Regions from separate parts of the Mus musculus genome. Here region 1 is linked to region 2. The links are chromatin contacts, found by POLR2A ChIA-PET in ENCODE. All regions are on one chromosome and are shown on one strand. Each heading gives the region's core, a stretch centred on a gene start or an enhancer-like site at or near the end of the contact. The rest is flanking DNA. Distances are from core to core; before and after follow the strand shown. Region 1 holds the start of Colgalt1 (collagen beta(1-O)galactosyltransferase 1). Region 2 holds the start of Mvb12a (multivesicular body subunit 12A).

Region 1 (4,767 bases), core at 838-3,337, 68 kb before region 2:
AATGGGTTACTACTGGTAGCTCCTAGATCCATCCATTCTATCCTCCCTGTGGATAATGAAGATTCCCCAACTCAGAGACTCACCAGAATGTAGTCAGCCCACATGTCCCTAGCTGACTTCAAGGCTGCTTGGCGCAGTTTCATGACATGCTCGTAGCGGGAATCGGACCAGTGTTTGGGGCCTTCTTCGTCTGGGTAAGAGCTGCAAAGGAATAGCTATGGTGTGCACATTATAGGGCACCGTGGGGACCCAGAGAGCACAGTTACAGGGGATCATAGAGGACTTCACAGAGGTGGCAGGCAAGTGGATCTGAAGACCTCTGTGTGGAGCATGGGAGGGGGACAGGACACAGGGGCCTAAATGCCAGCCCAGCATGTGCAAGGGTCCAGAGGCACAAAAGCTACTGGCAAGCTGAAACCCAAGGAAAGCTCTGCATGGCTGGGGAGAGCCTGGGGCCACCGTAGTGCCTCTGAGAACAGGAGCGTGAGCATGCACACACATTATTGCACACTGTCCTACAGGTTCTGAGCCTGATGCAGTAGTGCTGGGTGATTCTAGCACTCAGGAGACTGAGACAGGAGGCTGGCAACTGCCTCAGTCTGAACTACACAATAAGACAGGCTGGCAACTGGCCTCAGTCTGAACTATACAGTAAGACAGGCTTATCAGGAAGTTAAACAGGAGAGTGGATGCTGGCAAGACCCTAGACACAGCAGTAGGTAGCCACCAGACACAAAGGAATTCAGCCACAAAGGTGTGGCAGCTGTGTCCAAAGTTGCACAATGGAGTGAAGGACAACGGGACAAAGGTCTGCTGAGAGGATAGGGACCTGGTGGGGAAGCTGACGATAGAACTGGAGCATTCTAGATCCTACCTTCCCAAGCTTCAGTACTCCAGTCGGGGATTTGAGGCTCACCTGGGTTCCTCTGCCGGTCGCCACTCCACAGAGTGGTATAAACCCTTCACTGCCACCAGCCACTCTCGAAGTATGGCTGAAGTGTTGTCAGTGTTGTGATCTGTGGCCACCCTGTGAGCACAGACAGGACAAGATGATGGCACTGGGGGTTTCCCAACCTGGCTCAGACCCATCAGCTATAACACCCTGGATAAAACTCGCTACACTCCAAGCCTGTTGCCCATCCATCGGTGACAGGGGAGTAAAGATGACACCCAGCTCACTAGTACACAACTGAACAGAACCTGCTGGTTTGGAAAGCACATTGGTGTGAGACCCTGTCACAAAGATAAGTTCATTAACTTTGTTAGCGTGGAATGCTGGCCCGAGCCTCAGGAATCTTATCTGGAAGTCCCGGAGTTCGCTATAAGGGTCTGGAAGCACCAGCCTGGCCCATTCTAAGGAGTCAGAGGTTCTAGGATGGTAGCTCGCTGTGAGGGCTGGCAGCAAATCAGAACAGATTCCTAAGTACCTGAGGGGAGGAGGCAGCAGCTTGGGGTCCCAAGCCGCAGTGGGGACGAGCCCGGGCACTATGGATATAGAGCCGAGCCCCCTCAAGTGCGTAATCCCTGGGGTACATAACTCAGGTCCTCAGAAAGAGGACCGAGTCTCCGCAGCGCACAGCCGAGCCCAAGTGCATAGCAACCTCCCTCCGGTAGAGACTTGAGTCCCGCCTAGTCCCGGTGCACCGCGCAAGGGCCCGCAGCTCACCACAGCGCCGTGCGCTCCCGTGGGTGGCGCAGCTGCTCCAGGGCGCCCAGCGTGGCGGGCAGCGCGGGTGCCGCGTTCCGCGCCAGCAGCGCGATGAGCACGCGCGGCGCCTGTAGCGGGGACTCGGGGCTCCAGCGCTCCTCTGGAAAGTAGCCGTCCGCGCCGCGCGGGCCGCCCAGCGGCGGCAGCAGTAGGAGCAGTGGCAGCAGCGGCAGCCCGCGTGACCCGCGTGGCAACGCCGCCATCGCGCCACGCGTCGCCTTTAAGCAGCTTTTCTGCCGGGGGACGAGGGCCGCGCCTTAAAGGAGTCGGCGGCGGGAAGGACACATCCAGGTCCCACCCCTGACACGCTCCTTAAAGGGAAGTGGCCCGCGGGTCATACTGTGAGTCCTGGAGAGAGGCATGACAAGGCTACGCCTTTAAAAGCTTCCACTGCTTTCCGCCGACCGCAATAACCCGGTCACAAGACGTCACTTGCGGGGAGGTTCCGGAAGCCCCGCCCCTAGCTCGAGCTTTAAAGACACAGACAGTTCTTTGACCACGCCCTGAGAGTGTTCTGTTTTGGAGCCCTCTAATCTCACGCGGTGGCTCTTTACAGAAGCTTCTTCTATTTAGAACCATGTCATCTCAGTTTCCAAGGTTGCGACATGGTTATTTTTGTTTGTTCGTTGCTCCATTTAAGAAGCCATCGAGCCGGGCAGTGGTGGCCCACGCCTTTAATCCCAACACTTGGGAGGCAGAGGCAGGCGGATTTCTGAGGTCATGGCCAGCCTGGTCCACAGAGTGAGTTCCAGGACAGCCAGGGCTACACAGAGAAAGCCTGTCTCGAAAAATCATTAAAAAAAAAAAAAGCCAGCGAAATGGCTCAGTGGGTAAAATCGCTTGCTACCATGTCTGAGGATCCAGAATCCTCAGTCCCCAAATTGTATTGCCCTCTGGCCTTCTTAAAAATGGCTTGTGTGGGGCTGGTGAGATGGCTCAGCGGGTAAGAGCACCCGACTGCTCTTCCGAAGGTCCAGAGTTCAAATCCCAGCAACCACATGGTGGCTCACAACCATCCGTAACAAGATCTGACTCCCTCTTCTGGTGTGTCTGAAGACAGCTACAGTGTACTATTGTTATAATAACAAATAAATCTTAAAAAAAAAAATGGCTTGTGTGCGCCCCTTCCTGCTCTTACTGTTGTTTTCATTTTCTGTGTTTCAGTGTTTTGCCTACATGTACGGCTGTATAACGTGTGTGTGTGTGTGTGTGTGTGTGTGTCCCTGTTCTCCAAGGAGGTTAAAAGAGGGCATCAACTCCTCTAGAACTGGAGTTGCGGATAGTTGTCAACCACTGTGTGGTGTTGGAAATAGAACACCACTCAGGTCTGAGCACCTTTACCTACAGAACCATCCCACTAGCCCATTTCTCCTGGTTTGTTTTTAAAACAGGTTCTTACTCGGCAAGCTCACTCTATAAATTCACAGCTATACTTCTGCTTCATTCTCCTGTGTTCTGGGACAGGCATATACCACCAGGCCAGCAGACTGGTAAAATCCACATAGATTTTCCTACTCTGGTCCCTAGCCTCTAGAGGACCCTAGGGTCCACAAGACATCTCCTGATAGGTTATTTCTCCACCACTGGTGAAATGAGCCAATTTATGCCAGATTCGATTATATTAAAGATGGGTAGTTTTACTGGGGAGCTGCACTCGCTGACTGGCCCCAAGGATTGAGTGACATCACGGTGGGGGAAGGGAGAATGAGAAAGGGTGTGTACAACCACCACCCACAATGTCCTTCTGTAAAAGGAGTGATTCCCATTTGAACCCAGTTGAGTAGGTTTTCTGGAGACACTGATCATGTTTCCATGGGAACTCTTCCAGGCTTTTTTGTTTTGTTCTGTTTTTCTGAAACAGGGTCTCTCTGTGTAGCTCTGGCTGTCCTGGAACTCACTGTGTAGACCAGGTCTGGAACTCAGGAGATTCTCCTGTCTGTGCCTCTGGAGTGCTGGGATTAATAGCATGTGCCACCATGTCCCAGCCCTTCCAGGGTATATTTGCCCATAATCATGCTAACAACATTTATAAATAGTAATTCTTAGCTAGTTAGTGCTGGTAACCTGTCACTCCCAGGTCCAGATAAGGTTTCAAGATCATCCTCAGCTACCCAGAAAGGTTCAGGGAAGCTGGGGCTACAGGAGTGTACGTTTCAACTGAAAAACAAAAGAAAATGAAAAAAACAACAATAAACTTTTCTCCAGGTTTGGGATTACTCATCTAAAATCCCAACCCTTGGGAAGCTGAGACAGGAGGATCCCTGGGAGTTGGCCACTTGCCTTGGTTATAAAGTATCCAGACCTGTTATCATACAAAGAAATGTCTGGTACTCCCTCAAGTCAAACACATGTTTGTGTATTTCTGGAAAAGAAAGTACTCATTCTGAGGGGTGGCAGGGCAAGCTAACAGGTCAATGTTGGGGCACATATATGAGTGTCAGTTTGAGTGCATGTTTGAAATTTTTTATTTAAAAAAAAAATACAAAAACTACAAGACCCTTAAAGTCTATACCCTGGGGCTGGTGAGATGGCTCAGTGGGTAAGAGCACCCGACTGCTCTTCCGAAGGTGCAGAGTTCAAATCCCAGCAACCACATGGTGGCTCACAACCATCTGTAACAAGATCTGATGCCCTCTTCTGGAGTGTCTGAAGACAACTACAGTGTACTTACATATAATAAATAAATAAATCTTTAAAAAAAAAAAGTCTATACCCTGTAGACTTCATGAAATCTCAACCTACGGAAGTAAACTAAAATGACAGCCGGTGCTGGCAACCAACAGGTGCTCTCAAAGAAGGCAGTGGGTCACATTCTTGCATGCCTTGATTCTGGAATTAGCGTCTGCATTGTAGCCTGGGTCACAGTGGACACTGGCTGCATCCACAGAGATAGACGTAAGATGTATAAGTTAAATTAAAATGTTCTAGTGCAAAGGCAGGGATGGGGTGGGATGGACGGGAGGTACGGGGTGAAGGGGGCAGATAAGGGCTGAAGCTGACACAGCTGGACTGCTTGGGTGGTTGTCCTCTCTCCCCACCCCCCATCCCCACCTCTCCTG
Region 2 (4,772 bases), core at 421-2,920:
GTGGTGCTGGGGATGGAGCCAGGCTTTATGCACACTGGGTAAGAACTCTGCTAACTCTGCTAATGCTCCAGCCCTGGCTTTTTTTTTTTTTTTTTTTTTTTTTTTTTTTTTTTGGCTGTCCTGGAACTCACTCTGTAGACCAGGCTGGCCGAGACCTCAGAAATCTGCCTGCCTCTGCCTCCCAAGTGCTGGGATGGAATTCATCACATAGCCGAAAATGGCTCTGAATTGGAAGCAATCCTCTTGCCTCAGCCTCTCAAGTACTGGGATGAAGAACAGCAGTCTCCACACTTTGCAGATTACAAGGGGCTGGTCACAACGGCTCAGTCCCACGAATCCATGGGACTGAAGCTCTGGCCAGCTGAGGCTACACATTGAGACCCTGTCCCCCCAAACCAATTAAACACTAAGTCAAGAGACAGCTGCAAAAGGAGGATAGGAGAATTTGTGGACGCCTCCTCTGTCTGCACACTGACCTGACCCTCTGCACGGCAGCCTGCCAGCGGTCACTAAAGACACCGAGAGAACCAAGCACCATCGGGGAGGCGGGCAGCTGGGTCAGGCAGGGGAGAAGGGAGAGGGGAGGCTGAGCTATGCAGAGAACAGGGGAAGCCAGTTCCAGGTGGACTCGCAGTGCAAGAGCCTGGAAAGGAAAAGAGAATGGCCAGGAGGACTCACTCCGCCACAGAAGCAGAGGACAAGCAGCAGGGACCAGTGGCAGTGAGGAAGAGGGTGGGTATGCCAAAGACATCTGGGGTGGTTGTTGTTTGTTTAGGGGCGGGGTTTCATGTAGTGACAGGTATGCCCCACTATGCTCAAATTCTTAGGAAGAGCTGAGGCAAGGTCTCATTCTGTAGCCCAGGCTGGATACAAAGCTGCCTCAGCCTGAATGCTAAGACAGGTATGTGTCAACTATTTAATTCTGGAGTAGTGGGTTGAGATAAAGGCCTCACTCTGTAGCCTAGGCTGGCCTTGAACTCGCCACCATCCTCCTGCCTCAGCTTCCGGAGCTCTGCATTTACAGGTTGTGCCTTCCTGCTCAGCTAAGTCCTATTCCAAACATACACTAGCAGCCGTTCCCTGTGCCTGCCGCTCTCCCGTGCCCACGGATCTTACTGATATCCTGAGGGTCGTTGACTGCAGAGAAGCCTGACGGCAGTGGGCCCTTGTCCATCACGATCTGCATGTCCACTACCACATTGTCCTGAGGGTTCTGGGAGCACGAGAGGGGGCAGGTGGAAGGGGGCAGTCAGAGGGGAGGGGAAAGGTCAACGGTATGAGCAGTAAGGGTGGGAGAGAGTTGGAGAAGGGTCGAGGATGGCAGGGCGAGGGGCGGGGCAAACTCAGGCTCAGGCCACCCGTGCTCACCTCCGGGATGCCCAGCGTGCTCAGGCACAGGAAGTAGCCGGCTTTCTGCGCGAAGCCTCGGCCGAAGCTGGCCGTCCCGCCCTCCACGGTGCAGGTGATCTGCGGGACGCACAGGTCATCGGACTTCGTCCCCTTCCTGGCCCGTCCCCGCAACCCTTGCGCGCTCCCACTTACCGCGCTGAAACCCGGCGGCGGCGGCGCCGAGGCCGACGACCAAACCAAGCCAGCAAGCGGCGCCGAGTCCGTCCCGGGATCCATCCTTCCTGGGAGCTCAGAAGGCAGCTACAGCCCTCGGAGGGACCGGAACCTCGGACTACAACTCCCAGAACACCTTTGAAAGTGCTCCGCAAAGCAGCTAGTACGCATGCGCAAGCACTGCTGACCAGTCCAAAGTAACCGTGGAGACCCGCCCTCTGGACGCTTAAGATACGTTTGCGGAAAAAAGATTAGAACTCCCGCCCCTAAATCACTACCCAGTGTGCGGAGGGGGCGTTCACTTTCCGGACGGGACTACATTCCCCAGAATGCTGTGCGGCATCACCCTGTGACTCCTGCCTTCTGCAAGGAAACTTAACTGGTCTGGAGAGGAGGCCTGGTAGATATAGCCTGTCATTTCAGGGACTTAAAGAGGCGCATACAAGATGGTGAAAAAACCATACGAGATAGTTAGACTGATAACCAGTCTAATTAAGCCAATTAAAACTAAACGAGTAGCCGGGCATGGTGGCGCACGCCTTTAATCCCAACACTTGGGAGGCAGAGGCAGGCAGATTTCTGAGTTCAAGGCCAGCCTGGTCTACAGAGTGAGTTCCAGGACAGCCAAGGCTACACAGAGAAACCCTGTCTCGAAAACACCAAAAACACCAAACAAACAAACAAACAAACAAAAAAACCTACACGAGTCCTTTAATAATAGCCACATGTAGAGTAGCCAGAGCTTAGGGGTACAGCATTTTTAAAAGCAAAACACTTAAGAACCACAATTGTATCATTATCAGGGTCTTGAGTAACCTTGTAACATCCGTCTTTTTTGCAGAGATTGCAGTATTTTCCAGACACAAGACAATTATTTATGATTTACACTTCCTGTAGTTATTTTAGGTTTAGGTTTTAGCTAACACAAACATTGTCGTTAATACATCTAGACATGGTCAGGGACAAGGATAGTCCCCAGACTGTTGCCAAGACAGGTGTGGCTATTAGTGCGTGGGAGACTGAGAGTGTCTAGGCAGACACAAGTCAGTCAGAACAAGAAAGTGATGCCTTAATCATTTCTATTGCAGGAATTCGAGGTCTACCTGGGCTACAGGATACCCTGCTTTAAACAAACAGACAACAAACAAACCCCAACAAAACAAAAAAAATACTTTAAATACTAGCAAAAAGGAAATGAACCAAAAAAAGAAAAAAATAGAGTAGAAAGAAGAAGTTTGAAACACTTTCTGTTCTAGGATTTTGACCAAAGAGATCATTGTGGCTATGCAGCTGTTGACTTAAATAACAAATAATATCGCCCTGGAGGCCAGTTCACTAGCAAGCTAGGGGTTTCGTTGTTGTTCTGGTTATTTTTGTTTGTTTTGGTCGGTTGGTTTTTGAGGCAGGGTCTCTCAGGTAGCCCTGGATAGCCTAGAACTCACTATGTAGACTAGGCTAGCCTGCAACTCACAGAGATCTACCTGCCTCTGTAAGCTTTATGGTTCTTTTAGAGTGAGGGACCCTCTTTCCTATGGGCCTGCAGGTGGAATGTGGAGCTTCCACCCACGAGTACTACTTTAGCACTCCCCTGCAGGGTCCGACCCACACCCTGGGGTATATTCTCATTTATGTATTTGTTACTATTTTTAAATTTTGTTTTGATTCTTTGTGAATCTCACATCATACACCCTAATCCTGGGGTTCTGAGTTTTGCCCAACCCCACAGTTGGGATGTGAAAATTTTTCTTGGGCAGGTGGAATACAGAGATGCTAGACTGCGTTTGCCCTGAGCTGCTATCCGATGCTGGGCTGGAGGGAAGCAACAATACACTGCTCTGGGGGTGGGAAATCACAGTGTAGGATGTAGGAGGCCAAAGTTGGGTCCCCTGACTCCTGGGAATCCAGTCTCCTCTGGAATCAGCATGGAATCAGCAATGAAGGGGGCCCTCGGGCTTTTGGGGAGGGAAGGCAGGGCCAGAGGTTCTCACACTGCTGGACACCCAGACACTATTGGAAGTCACAGAGGAGCAGAGAATAGAGTGTCCGGGTCCATGTTCCTGTGATGAAGAGCTCAGCTCATTGGCAAAAGTCCTTAGCTTAGCAGCAGTTGTCTGGAAGCACAAGGAGTCCTTCTGTGGGAGACTTAGAAGACACAGCTCTGTAAACAAAGGCTTCTCCATTCTCTCCACTGTGGTTCTTGATGAAAGAGACAGTCCTTGGTTCCAAACTGTTTACTCATCATGCTCATCATGGAAACTGTGTGCACAACACCTCCTCAGGGTGGACCAGAGATTAAATACCTTTTAATCCCAGCATTTAGGAGACAGAGCAGGAGGATGTATGAGTTCAAGGTTAGCCTGGTTTACAAAGTGAGTTCCAGGACAGTCAGGAAACCCTGCCTGGAAAACCCAAAAATGAATAAGTATAAAAAATAAGAATAAATTTTATAAAAAAAATATTTAGTTATTCTATCTGCATGTATACCTGCATGTCAGAAGAAGGTATCACACCCCATTACAGATGGTTGTAAGCCAACAAGTGGTTGCTGGGAATTGAACTCAGGACCTCTGGAAGAGCAGTCAGTGCTCTTAACCGCTGAGCCATCTCTCCAGTCCAAGAATAAATATTTTAAAAATACATAAGCAAACAGGGTGTGGTGATGCACACCTTTAATCCCAGCACTTTAGAGGCAGAAGAAGGTGGATCTCTTTGAGTTGAAGGCTAGCCTGGTCTACATACCTGCCAAAGCTATATAATTAGACCTGTATCAAAAACAAACAAATCCAGATCTATTGAAGAAAAACAAATGTCCCTTAATCTTCAGTGTTAATGAAGAGACACAGGAAGCCTGCCTCTGCACTAAAGAAGTCAGCACCCCTTCCCTGCTCCTTCAGAGATGCCTCTGGCCTTTGGAGAGGGCAAACAAAGAGGGCCCAGCCTGGCACCACCAGAATATTGCAATTCCCCCTTTCCCCTTTCATGGTAGCACTCCCTGTGCCCTTCCCAGCCTTGAGCAGGCTGAACAGACCTGAGTGTTTGCCACAATGCACCTTAAGGACCTAGGTGGAGTCATATACCTTTGTTGCACGTACAACTTATAGAGGAATTTAGAATAGACTGCCCACTGACCTTACTTTGCAGCATAATCCAGCTGAAACAAAGGATGGGTCTGTGGGCTCTCCCTATATAAATGCAGTGCCGAATTTTTT

The links. ChIA-PET counts read pairs that join two places held with the same protein, here RNA polymerase II (POLR2A).
Region 1: POLR2A ChIA-PET joins it to region 2 with 14 read pairs in embryonic stem cell. The contact joins the promoter of Colgalt1 here to the promoter of Mvb12a in region 2. POLR2A ChIA-PET finds 5 or more read pairs at or near these places in 4 of 5 experiments (Patski and embryonic stem cell).

Annotation. Positions count from the first base shown.
Region 1 is chr8:71,608,344-71,613,110 of GRCm38, reverse strand. It overlaps Colgalt1 (collagen beta(1-O)galactosyltransferase 1), which reads right to left and starts at 2,087. Exons shown (of 12, transcript NM_146211.3): 1 at 1,667-2,087; 2 at 917-1,027; 3 at 84-201. The coding sequence starts at 1,911.
Region 2 is chr8:71,539,828-71,544,599 of GRCm38, reverse strand. Mvb12a (multivesicular body subunit 12A) reads right to left here and starts at 1,670. Exons shown (of 9, transcript NM_028617.2): 1 at 1,543-1,670; 2 at 1,369-1,467; 3 at 1,117-1,213. The coding sequence starts at 1,626.